Linked DNA regions of Homo sapiens: all the other regions are linked to region 2. Evidence: chromatin contacts called from ENCODE Hi-C or POLR2A ChIA-PET data. All regions are on one chromosome and are shown on one strand. The core of a region is the stretch at or near the end of the contact, and the rest is flanking DNA. Distances in the headings are between cores, read along the strand shown. Region 1 has its middle 59 kb from the start of LINC02644. Region 2 has its middle 19 kb from the start of LINC02644. Region 3 has its middle 45 kb from the start of LYZL2.

Region 1 (3,675 bases), core at 1,088-3,587, 78 kb after region 2:
TGACTCCATAAGGGATGAACTGGGGCCAGATCCTCAAGTCTTGGCCATGTTTGAGGGGCCTGTTAGACACTTGGAAAAGGTCTAATTGTCCTCTGGACGCAGGGGGCAAGCTGTTCTTCCCATGAAACTGTCTTCGACGCAGCAGTCAGGGTTAACAACCGCTACCATTTAGTGGGCACGTGGCACATACCAGGCGTGGTGCTAAGCACACCTATTGCCAGGATCCCAGACTCAGACCGGGCAACTGTGCCATGCTAACAGCTCTGTGGTGGAGCTACAGATGCTTAACCTGTCCTACAACAGGGCATCTGTCTTTCCAGCTATTTTATATCCAGTTGGGTCTCCTACTCTAAACTCTTTTCTAGCAGGTGGGGCATGGTAGTGTGCATCAGTAATCCCAGAAACTCAGGAGGCTGAAGTGGGAGGATCTCTTGAAGCCAGGAGCTGGAGACCAGCCCAGGCAACACAGTGAGACCCCCATCTCTAAAAAAACTTTTTTTGAAATTAGCCAGGTGTGGGGTCCTGGGGTTTCTGGGGTCCCTGCTTCTAGCCCCTCTGGCGGGTGAGCCCCGCGGGGAGGGTCCCAACGTGGCAAGGAGACCTACAAAGGGAGGCCGAGGCACCGGTGCAAGCACAAACCACACAGCAAAATTAGCCAGGTGTGGGGTCCCAGGGTTTCTGGGGTCCCAGCTACTTGGGAGGCTGAGGTGGGGAAGGCTGCTTGAGCCCAGACGTGGGAGGCTGCAGCAAGCTATGATGGCACCACTACACTCCATCCCGGGTGACAGACAGACTGAGACTTCATCTCTAAAAATAATAATAATAATAATAATAATAAGCTCCTTTCTACCAGAAACCATGTCTAGCCTATATCTGAACTCTCAAGTATGGACCATGGGGGCTTTGCCTACAGCACTGCTCAGGCAGCACGGGAATTCCCAGGAGCTTTTGGAGCTGCATCCAAACTCCAGGAAGGGCTGCCCTTTTCAGTGACCTGCCCTGGCATCCCAGTGCTGGGTGGGAGGGAGCCCTCAGCCCTCCTTCGGTGGGGTAGTGAGGTTTCTGAGCAGAAATCCCAACATCATCTTTCTCATGAGTCCCTCTTTCTGCCCTGTTTGAGAAGGACAGGTTGAAATGCCATCGCCCATCGCTGGGGGCCTCAGCCTTCACCTCTGCCCTCAGGAAAAATGCTCCTTCCCAGGAGGCTACTAACATGGACTATTTGCCTGGTAGAGCCAGGGACCCCGGGGTCCTGATGTTGGGGATCTGCAGGCCCTATCCCCTCCAATCTGCAGAATAAAATAAATCCACAGCCCTCTTCTTCTTCCCAGGCACTGAGGCATCTTCTGCAAAAATAACATTTTCTTCTCTTTCCAGAGCTATGGGTGCATGAACCAAAGGGAGGGCCAAGGCCCACTGGTCCCCATTGCCACTGGGAAGCTCGCCTGCAGGATCCGGAGTGCCTCGGCGCCATCCTCCCTGGAAGAAAGCTCCCTTGTTCCAGGCACACAAAGGATGTGCGCTGGGCAGGCGACAGGCCATGAATGCTAATGGCCCAGGCGCTTGCAGGCTCCAGCTCTGCCTGGCGGGAAAGCCAGCCTGGTGCCTCTGCCACTCTTCACGCTGAGCCAGCCCTGGCCTGGGGCTGCAATGCACATGGCAGCTCCCTTTCCTGGGGACCCCATTTCTTTGCAGTGCGGTGGCCCTGTCCCAGGCCAGAGGCGTGGAGCCCTCCCGTGCCTATCACGTGGGAGCGCCTGGGAACCCAGGCAAGCATCTGTTGCAGACTGCACAAACGTCTAAACATCCGTGCAAACTTGGACCAACAGGTCCTGCTGAAATGTGCTAACCATCTGCTTTTCCTTAGCTGTTTTTGAGCAAATTATGTTTATTATGTTAATTTATTTTACTGTCAACAACACAGAATGACACAGTTGCTGCTAAATATCATTATATATCTCAGCCTGGCATATCACCAGCAGGGCTTTTTTTATTTTGTATTAATTTTTTTGTATATACAACAAGAATAAATACATATTGAAATGTCGATCTATTTAAAATGGTGTCCGGGATGGTAAAGTCATCTGTACAGAAGGCCCTGGTTGCTCACCCTTCCAGCAAAGGCTTTTGCTAGGAGAGGCAGCACAGCGGCCATCTGGGTGGGGGCCTAGGCCTGCAGCCCGCCCAGGTCCCTCCAGACAGTTCCATGTTTGGCCAGGAACATGGGGCTTCTCAGAAGTTTGTGGGGTTAGGAAAGAGAGAGAGCGAGAGAGACAGAGACAGAGAGAGAGAGAGAGAGGCTCCCAGGCGCCTGTTTTCTTCCCCAAACGTCCTCCTCCCTTAAAAAATCCTCCCATTTTCCAGATGGCCAAGCCAGGGGGACCCAGAGGAGCCAGGCAGAGAGAGGGTGTGCCCTAGTGACTCACTGGGAACCACCCTGAAACCCAAACAGCTGGCCAGGGGTTGCAGCTTATAATAATTACGTTTTTGATCATTTCCCCCCTGCAGAGACCAATAAACTCCACATTTCCAGAGAAAGAGAGAGGAGAAAAAATAAGGGCTGCTGAGCAGGAGGGAGGGAAGCCTGACAAGGAGAAGATCGTTCTGGAAATGTACCAAATCATTGCGCGGGGCATGAAGGTACTGCTCTCCACAACTTCCTTAATGCTCAGCTAGTGGCCAAGCTAAGGAAGCTCAAAGTAGCACCATGCAGACTCAAATAGTTCATCAATTAGGTAATAAGCAACAGAAGGTAAGTGCAGTTTCCTGGGAGGAAACCAGGGCCTCAGACAGACACCAGAGCCCCTGCAGAAATGAACAGAGTTTCTTTCATTCCGCTCACAGGCCCGACTGAGATTTCATCTGCACACCCCAATTGGGGGGCAGCAGGAGAGGCCAGGGTGGGCTGCCCTGTGTCGTGGAGGGGAGGTTTGCCTGCGGACCCCTCAGAAGCTGAGAAAAATCCCCAGGTGGCGTTTTCACAGCACCAATGACCTGCATGGTCAAAAGATGTGGTAGCCAGGTGGCTGCTGGCTGTCCCTGCAAATATTTGGTTTCAGAGAATGAGTCGGATTACACAGTTTCATATTTGGAGGCTGAGAGAGCTGCGGCCGTAAGCCTCCATCCTGGCTTGTCTGCAGCAGCCAGTAGACAGCCCATAAAAACACGGGGCTTATGTTCACACAGATGGCTGTTGGTTTTATCGACTTGGGGAGAGGAGCAGAAGATGGTCACGGTGCAGCTGCCTGAGACTCTGTCAAATGGGTCTCAACTGCTGGGGACACAGTGACCATCGAGGGCCACCTGGGTCCTAGAGGCCCCATGAGGTCTGGACATTCTCAGAAGGCTCCCTCCACACCCCTGAAATGTGTACAGGACTCTGTCACTACCCACCTCCCAGAGCCACCACCCTACCTCCTCCCAGTCCCACCAAATGAATGACTAGGGCCCGGGCTTGAAGGATGGCCACAGCGCTGGTTCCTGTCCCTCTGGGTCTCAGGCTGGGCCTCCTTCCTTTCTCTAGGAGCCCACTCAATCCTTGGGAAACAATAATACACTGTTTCACCCTAAAATCGGTGCCTAAATTTTATCTCTTCAAGGGTATCTTCTGTTTAATTGGGAGCTAAGCCTTGAATCAAAGAAACGGATCCGTCATTGCAGAATGTCTTACTTAGT
Region 2 (4,234 bases), core at 1,301-3,800:
GACAGAGTCTCATTCTTGTCGCCCAGGCTGGAATGCAATGGTGCTATCTTGGCTCACTGCAACCTCTACCTCCTGGGTTTAAGTGATTCTCCTGCCTTAGCCACCCGAGTAGCTGGGATTACAGGTGCCCGCCACCACATCTGGCTAATTTTTGTATTTTTAGTAGAGACGGGGTTTCACTATGTTGGCCAGGCTGGTCTTGAACTCCTGACCTCAGGTGATTCACCTGCCTCGGCCTCCCAAACTGCTGGGATTACAGGCATAAGCTACCACACCCAGCCCTCAGCTCTACCTTTTTCTAAATTACCTGTGTTCTTGGGGACAGCACAAATTCTGAAATCCCAAGCCCGCACAAGACCTCCTATCTTTCTGTGCTCTCCCCATCTGCCGTCTTGGTCAGTGGCCTAGAAATAAGTGCACAAAAAGGCACTTCAAGATCTATGAAAGTGTGTTCATTTTAGTGATGGGAGAATCTCTGTACTCTGGAGAGCTTTGTTGTAACATGAAATAAAATAATAGAGAATTGAGGAGGGAGCTACCTCTTCCCTACGTCTATTAATTAATTGGAGGAAACTTGGTGAGCATTTGCAGGTGACTGGGTGGCACAGAGTAGATGACAAGTGAGGTTTGCCCACAGCTCCTGCTATTGCCGAAATCTCCACCCAGCGTGCCACTCCCAGGGCATCCCAAAGACAAGAATTTGCTAGAATGTGGCCAGGTACAGTGGCCCACACCTGTAGTCCCAGCATTTTGGGAGGCTGAGGTGGGAGGATTGCTTGAAGCCAGAAGTGCAAGACAGCCTGGGCAACATAACGAGACCTGGTCTCTATTAAAAAATTAGCTAGGCATGGTGGCACACATCTGCAGTTCCAGCTATTTGCAAGGCTGAGGCAGGAGGATCACTGCAGCCCAGGAGTTCGAGGCTGCAGGGAGCTATGATTGTGCAACTGCACTTCAGCCTGGGCAACGGAGCAAGACCTTATCTCAAAAAAAACAAAAAACAAAAACAAAAAAAACTTGCTAGAATGTAAGAAAAGTCTAGTCCTGACATGGTTCATGTCACATTAAGGCACATCAAAAACTCCATGGACACAAAGCTTTGCAAGACTTCAGACTAAAATAACAAAATGTCAGTATTTGGTAAAATGCAGGAAAATAAACCATTTATTTTATATGTACTCACGTACTTTGAGGTTTTTTCCAGCAGCCGCATGTGTTTTAGATTCCTTTGTTTAAGCTTGGCTTCATCTTGGTTCTTTTCCTGTCTGTTCTCCCAACCCCCTTCCCACCCTACAGAAAAGGACAGGGGCGGCCCGACTGGGCGATATTTGGGAGACTTACTGAACACAATGAGACGATTTTGTTCAAAGAAAAGTTTCTGGATTGGACAGAACTGAAAAGACCAAATGAGAAGAACCCCGGGGAACTTGCCCAGCACAAGGTATTCCAGTGACCAAGTCTCAAACCTCAGGGCTTGGTTCGGGTCCCAACAAAAGTGGCCTTGATGTAAAATGATCAAATCAGGATAGTTCGCATGGCTGTCACCCCAGATGTATCATTTCTTTGTGGTGAGAACATTCAAATCTTCTCTTCTAGCTATTTTGAAATATGCAATACAGTATTGGAAAACAGTCACCCCACTGTGCAGGAGAAAACCAGAGCTCATTCCTCCTCTCTGATTGTCATTTTGTACCTGTTGGCCAACATCTCCCTATCCTCCCTGTCCCGTCTCCTTCCCACACCCCCTTCCCCATGAAACAGATGCATTTATCAACACATCAAATCATATCCATAATAATGTGTCAACTAAAATACTTTTTTAATTAAAAAAAATGGACACACATACACACACACACACACACACCCCTTAAAGCTAAGAGGCCTTCCCAGGATTCACTAATAGAACAGCAGACTGGCCTCCAATTCTAATCTGACTCTGGGAGGTGAAGAGTCGGGTTTGCACCTGTTTTCAGGCACCCCATGCACCAGTGTGGCCAATGGGTGTTCAGACCTGCCAGAGTCTTTCTGAAAATGCAGCCTTTCCCTGACTGCAGTTAAACATCCTGAGACAGAGTGTGGAAGGTGTATTTTTATGCTGTCCCATGAACAGCTGAAGCAGCGTTGAGTGTGACAAGGAATAGCTGCGGAAACAGGCAACTGAACCGATGTCTTCATGTTCCCCTATAGGAAGACTCCAGGGCCGATGTCAAGCGGAACAACGTGACACGGATGGTGTCCGTGCCCCAGACGACAGCAGGTGCCATCCTGGACAGGGTGAACATTGGCTGTGGCTGTGGCCTGGTGGAAGGACACCACAGGAGGCAGTTTGAGATCACCAGTGTCTCCGTGGATGTCTGGTACATCCTGGAATTTGACTATAGCAGGCTCCCCAAACAAAGCATCGGGCAGTTCCACGAGGGGGATGCCTATGTGGTCAAGTGGAAGTTCATGGTGAGCACGGCAGGTTAGTGAGCGCTTATGGCTTTCTCCAGCTGAAAGAGGTCAGCCCAGCAGCCCTGCGGGAGCCAGCTTCTCCAATGAACCCTGTCATGCCCTCTGCTGCGTGCGTGCAGTGGGGCACCGCAGTCATACGCCTTTGAGAGCCAGTTAGTAAACCACAGAGATGAAAAGAAGTAAGGCCGAATTCCTAACAACCTAGCATTGCCGAGGCCGCTGGTGTTCACCTGTAGAAATTGAACTTGCACATCAAGGCTTCTCAGCTCCCTCTCTCCCTCCCCTGCCCCTGTCCCCAGAGATTTTCTGGGAAAGAGATGATTGGCCTCTAAATGGTATTTCCCATGTGGCTGTGTGCTGCTTCAACTAAAGTCGTTAAGTAGAGCATATCTTCGTGATTTAAAGCTGGAACCAATGGTGCTGTAACATTATAGTAAATACATGCACAGAAGATTGATTTGAAAAGTGAAAGAGGCTGTTTCTCCTGAGACTGAGAGCACAGGTGGTGCTTTGTGGGTCTGGTGTAGTAAATGCAGAGTCTAAACTCTCCTCGGTTCCTGATGGTGACAGACCCCATTGCAAAACACTCACCCGGATGCTTGGCGCTGGGGAAAGGGGGAGTCCGGTGAACTCCGGAGAAATCATCCCTTTCCTTGCCAAGGAGGAGCCTTTCCCACAGCGCTCCTCACCCCTTCCCATTTAGGAGAGCATGCAGGTCACAGGTCTGTGATTTCAATTCAGAAGGGAGTTTTTTCACCTCTTTTCAGCCTCCTTGCTGTGCGGGTGCACCTGCCCCCGGGGCCACAGGAAGCACAGGCAGCTGTTTGCTGATCAGAAAACTGCAGGCTTGGAACCACGTGATTTCTTTCCTGATTTATACAAAATGCATCTGTTTCATCAACTGACACCATTTCCTGAGCATCTACTCTATGGGAGACACTTTCTGTAGGGACCAAGTAAAGATTTCAGACCCTGTCTCCAAGACAGTTATCCATGATGTAAAGCAAGTGCAGGAACACCCAGCAGGCGGGTCTCACTGAGCACACGGCCAGTGGGGCTGTGTGCTGTGCAGAGCCGGGCTGTGGCCCAGAGGTCCCCCTGCCCCCTCAGGGCACGATGCTGGGGGCTTTACCCTGCCTCTAGCTGAGTGCCTCCTGGGTTTCCTGAGACTTGTTCTGTTGTGATGCTAATTTCTCAGATGAGGAACAGGACCTTAAGATCAAGGAACCTGCCTGAAGCCACAAGCTAGCAGGGAGTGGAGCGGGACACTCACATCCAGGCCTGCCTCTTTTCAAACCCAACTGTGCTGCTAACCCACCCTGCATGCAGGGAGTCAGAGTGGGGCTCCAGCACAGGATGTGGAGAGCCGTGAGTTTGGCTACAAGGAGGGGCCGAAGATCCCAGTCACCAGACTGTGGAGCAGGTCAGGGTTGAACCAGCAGCAAGGCGACTTGAGGTTGGGCCGCTGAACACACCAAACTTCAGGGGCTTCTTAAACAGCAGGAAGGGGATCTTCCAGGGCCCAGGCAGCTCCAGCCTCTCCTTCCAGGGAGTAGTGGGGTGTCAGACAAGGACCCCCAGTGGGAGGAACTCCCTTTCCTCCCTCTTCCCCTCCCCTCCGCTCCCCTCCCCTTCCCTTCCCTTCCTTGACAGGGTCTCACTATGTTGCCCAGGCACTTTCTTTCTTCACTTCTTTCTTTCCTTCTTTTCTTTCTTTCTTCTTTCCTTCCTTTCTTCCCTCCCTCCCTCTCTCCCTCCCTCTCTCTCTCCCTCCCTCCTC
Region 3 (3,733 bases), core at 1-2,500, 120 kb before region 2:
CTGTGATCACACCACTGTGCTCCAGCCTGGGCAACAGAGAAAGACCCTGTCTCAAAAAATAATAATAATAAAATAATGTACACACATGGACATAGAGTGTGAAATGATAGAGATTGGAGACTTAGAGGAAGGGGGGTGATGAGAAATTACTTAATAGGTACGGTGTACATTATTCGGGTGATGGATACACTAAAAGCCCCGAATTTACCACTATGCAATATATCCCTGTAATAAGTTACACTTGCACCACATACATTTATACAAATAAAAAATTTTTTAAAGAAGAAAATAATTGTAACCCTTGTTCCAGGGCCTCATGGCGTTTCATGCCACCTGGGCGAGACAGCGTGCGTTCTTACTGGGCACTGGCACTTTGGACGTCTGTCGAGTGACTGACTTTTGGAAGGTCCTCATCATCTGTCTTAGTTGAAATCTCTTTTAATGATCAGGTTACCCAATGAAAGTATACTTTGTATGGATCAGAAAGACCCTTTGTTTCCCGCAATTAATTAAGTACACTAGCTTTGCAAAAGCATCTTCAACCTCTATCAGGCTATAGAGATTCCGCCTTTCTCCCACCACCTCCAACCTTGGCATTGCTCCCACAGCCCATCTGGGGGCCGGTGCCCCCTCTTCTCTGTGCCGTCTGCTTCCACCCTGCTAATCTCTTTCTTTTATTATTTTTTAATTTATTCTTCTTATTTATTTTTTGTCTTTTTTTTTTTTTTTTTTGAGACCCAGTTTCACTCTGTCACCCAGGCTGGAGTGCAGTGGTGCAATCTTGGCTCACTGCAGCCTCCACCTCCCGGGTTCAAGCAATTCTCATGCCTCAGCCTCCCAAGTAGCTGAGGTTACAGGTGCAAACTGCCATGCCAAGCTAATTTTTGTATTATTAGTAGAGATGGGGTTTTACCATGTTGACCACGCTGGTCTCATGGTCTCCACCCGCCTCAGCCTCCCAAAGTGCTGGGATTACAGGCATGAGCCACCACATCCAGCCACTATTTATTTTTTGTCCTTCTAATCCTTGGAACCTGTGAATTGTTTTTCCTTATTTATTTAATTACGTATTTATTGTTATGCTGCTAATCTCAAAGGACGCTTTCTTCTAGAAAGCAGAAACAATTGATTCTGCAAATGTGTGGTTTCCCATTGACATCTAAGGAAAAATGAAACAGGGCCTGGGAGACAGTTTACACCGTATTCATCCAGGACATTCTCACTGATGGACTTTCCACGAAAGCTCTGCAAGTTTTCCTTTCAGTTTCACTGTCCGTTGGCCGGTACTGGTTGCTTGACTAAGCCCTGTTGGCGTGGGTTACTGCTCACCCTGACAGGTCTTTGTGAAACATGAAACAATACAAACATTCTTCTCATTTCCCCTCCGTTCTTCCTCTTGGAGCTGTTCCCAGTCCCGGTGGCCCTTCTGAAGCCGAGTGGGAAGCTCAGAAGGAACCTCTGGATTTGTTTACCGGTGTCAGGAATGGAAACTGCTGGGGCACCTGTGTACTCTTGCTGGTTTCTTAAACTCTGTCTGAATCCCACACACCCTTGCTTTTCGGGGAGTTGTGGCTGGCTGGGACAGGAGCAAGGAGTCTCTCCTTTGAGTCAAAGGAGGCACAGTAGCCAGAAGGAGGGCTTAGATATGAGAATGTTACAGGCCAAGAAGCTAGACGGACCATCTGGAGAGTGACCAAAATGAAAAGCGCAGCGGCAGTTGTGCAGCTGTGGTCTGGAGCGAGGTGTCCAGGGTCTTGGGCAATGGAAGACATAGAGGAGGCCAGAGATGATTGCTTCCAATGGAGTCTGTAGCTCGCACTTGCTTTTGTGGCCAGTGATGTGAGCAGATGGGTTTACCAGGCTATAAGCTTTTGGTGGCTGTGTGCAAAGACTTCCACTGAGATGATCGTGTCTCCTCAGGCACATCTGGGTGTTGGTCCTGACAGCTGGAGTATTGGGGTTTGAGTTTTGCCTGAAGGACTCACTGGTGAGGCTGAACCAAGTGTGTTTCTTTGGCCATCACAAGGACCCAGGCAGGATGTCATACTCAGCAGTACAGCAAGAACTGGTCCAATGCTTCAGATCTGTGATTCTCAATGGGCAGAGGGCAATAAGTAATGTCTGAAGACTTTTTAAAAAAAAATTAATTAGAGAGAGGGTCTTGGCTCACTGCAGCCTCCAACTCCTGGGTTCAAGTGATCCTTCTGCCTCAGCCTCCCAAGTAGCTAGGACTACAGAGGTGTCCCACCATGCCAGGCTTGAAGACTTTAAAATTTTATATATTTTATTTCAATTTTTTTTGAGTTGTGGTCTCACTCTGTCACCCAAGCTGGAGTGCAGTGGCGTGATCAAGGCTCACTGCAACCTCCACCTCCCCAGATTCAAGCAATCCTCCTGCCTCAGCCTCCTGAGCAGTTGGGATTACAGGCGTGAGCCACCACACCTGGCTAATTTTTGCATTTTTGGTAGAGACGGGGTTTTGCCATGTTGATCAGGCTAGTCTCGAATTTCTGAGCTCCAGCAATCCACCCATCTAGGCCTCCTAAAGTGCTGGGACTACAGATGTGAGCCACCCCCAGCTCGGCCTAAGTTTATTTTTTGTTCCTAGGTATTTGAGAGGTGCAAGTGCAGGTTTCTTACATGTGTATTTTGCATAGTGATGAAGTCTTAGCTTTTAGTGTACCTATCACCTGAATAGTGAACATTGTACCCAATAGGTAATTTTTCAACACTCACCCCCTCCAACCCTCCCACCTTTTGTAGTCTCCAATATCTGTGATTCTATTCTGTGTGTCCATGTGTACCCACTCTTCAGCTCCCACTTATAAATGAAAACATTCCATATTTGACTGTTTCTGAGTGATTTCACTTAGGATAATGGCCTCTAGTTCCATCCATGTTGCTGCAAAAGACATGATTTCATTCTTTTTTATGGCTGAATAGTATTTCATGATGTGTGTATATATTATATATAATTATATAATATATTATATATTAGTATACATGTACATAATATATTATGTAATATATAATAACATTTAATATATTACATTATATAAACAATATATTATATTATATACATAATAATTATATATTATATATTATTATATTACTATAATATATAAATATAATATATAAATATATACTATATGTTATACTATGTATACACTATATATACTATATTATATTAATATATTATATATAATAGTTAAATATTTTATATACAATTATATGTACAATAATATATAATTATTCTATATATAGTATAATGATATATATATCATATTTTCTTTGTCCAATTCTCCATTGCTAAACACTTAGGTTGATTCCATATCTTTGCTATTGTGAATAGAGCTGTGATAAACATATTAGTGCAGATGTTTAGAAGACATTTTTGAATGTCACTGAGTGGGGATGCAGCCAGCATCTAATGGGTAGAGGTCAGGGATGCTGCTAGACATTCTACAAGACACAGAATTATCAGTGCCCTGTGAGAAAGAATTATTCAGCACTAAGGTTGAGACACCTGCCTAGATTCTAGGAAATACAATGTCGTAAGTTAGCCACTGGGAGGGTGCTAAAGCCCTCCAGGGACTAGTACAAGATTGAAGAGACCCTCACTGTTGAAAGCAGAGGGCATGTACTCCATGTCACACATTTTATGTAAGCCTCACAAAGTTTTTGCCTTCAAGAAAATCTAGAATTAGAAGATCCTTATTTATTTCCACAGTCC

The links. Hi-C counts contacts between places; a loop is a spot of excess contacts on that map. ChIA-PET counts read pairs that join two places held with the same protein, here RNA polymerase II (POLR2A). Pooled maps may share reads with other maps.
Region 1: a map with no recorded cell type shows a loop between it and region 2 (8-fold over the local background). The contact joins two enhancer-like sites. A Hi-C loop is called at or near these places in 9 of 37 single-sample maps with no recorded cell type and 9 of 50 pooled maps. POLR2A ChIA-PET finds 5 or more read pairs at or near these places in 4 of 52 experiments (CD4-positive, alpha-beta T cell, CD4-positive, alpha-beta memory T cell, activated CD4-positive, alpha-beta T cell and 1 more).
Region 3: a pooled map shows a loop between it and region 2 (2.4-fold over the local background). The contact joins two enhancer-like sites. A Hi-C loop is called at or near these places in 2 of 50 pooled maps. POLR2A ChIA-PET finds 5 or more read pairs at or near these places in 2 of 52 experiments (activated CD4-positive, alpha-beta T cell and activated T-cell).

Annotation. Positions count from the first base shown.
Region 1 is chr10:30,780,199-30,783,873 of GRCh38, forward strand. No RefSeq gene overlaps it. Among named protein-coding and RNA genes, the nearest start is that of LINC02644, 59 kb to the left of the region's middle. RefSeq lists an enhancer at 2,948-3,448. Within about 2 kb of position 2,338, at least 10 of the 41 ENCODE cell types and tissues checked have a DNase peak (open chromatin) inside an H3K27ac peak, as active enhancers do.
Region 2 is chr10:30,702,226-30,706,459 of GRCh38, forward strand. It overlaps the pseudogene SVIL2P. Among named protein-coding and RNA genes, the nearest start is that of LINC02644, 19 kb to the right of the region's middle. RefSeq lists enhancers at 2,841-2,900, 3,017-3,540, 3,421-3,470. Within about 2 kb of position 2,551, at least 6 of the 41 ENCODE cell types and tissues checked have a DNase peak (open chromatin) inside an H3K27ac peak, as active enhancers do.
Region 3 is chr10:30,582,586-30,586,318 of GRCh38, forward strand. No RefSeq gene overlaps it. Among named protein-coding and RNA genes, the nearest start is that of LYZL2, 45 kb to the right of the region's middle. Within about 2 kb of position 1,251, at least 30 of the 41 ENCODE cell types and tissues checked have a DNase peak (open chromatin) inside an H3K27ac peak, as active enhancers do.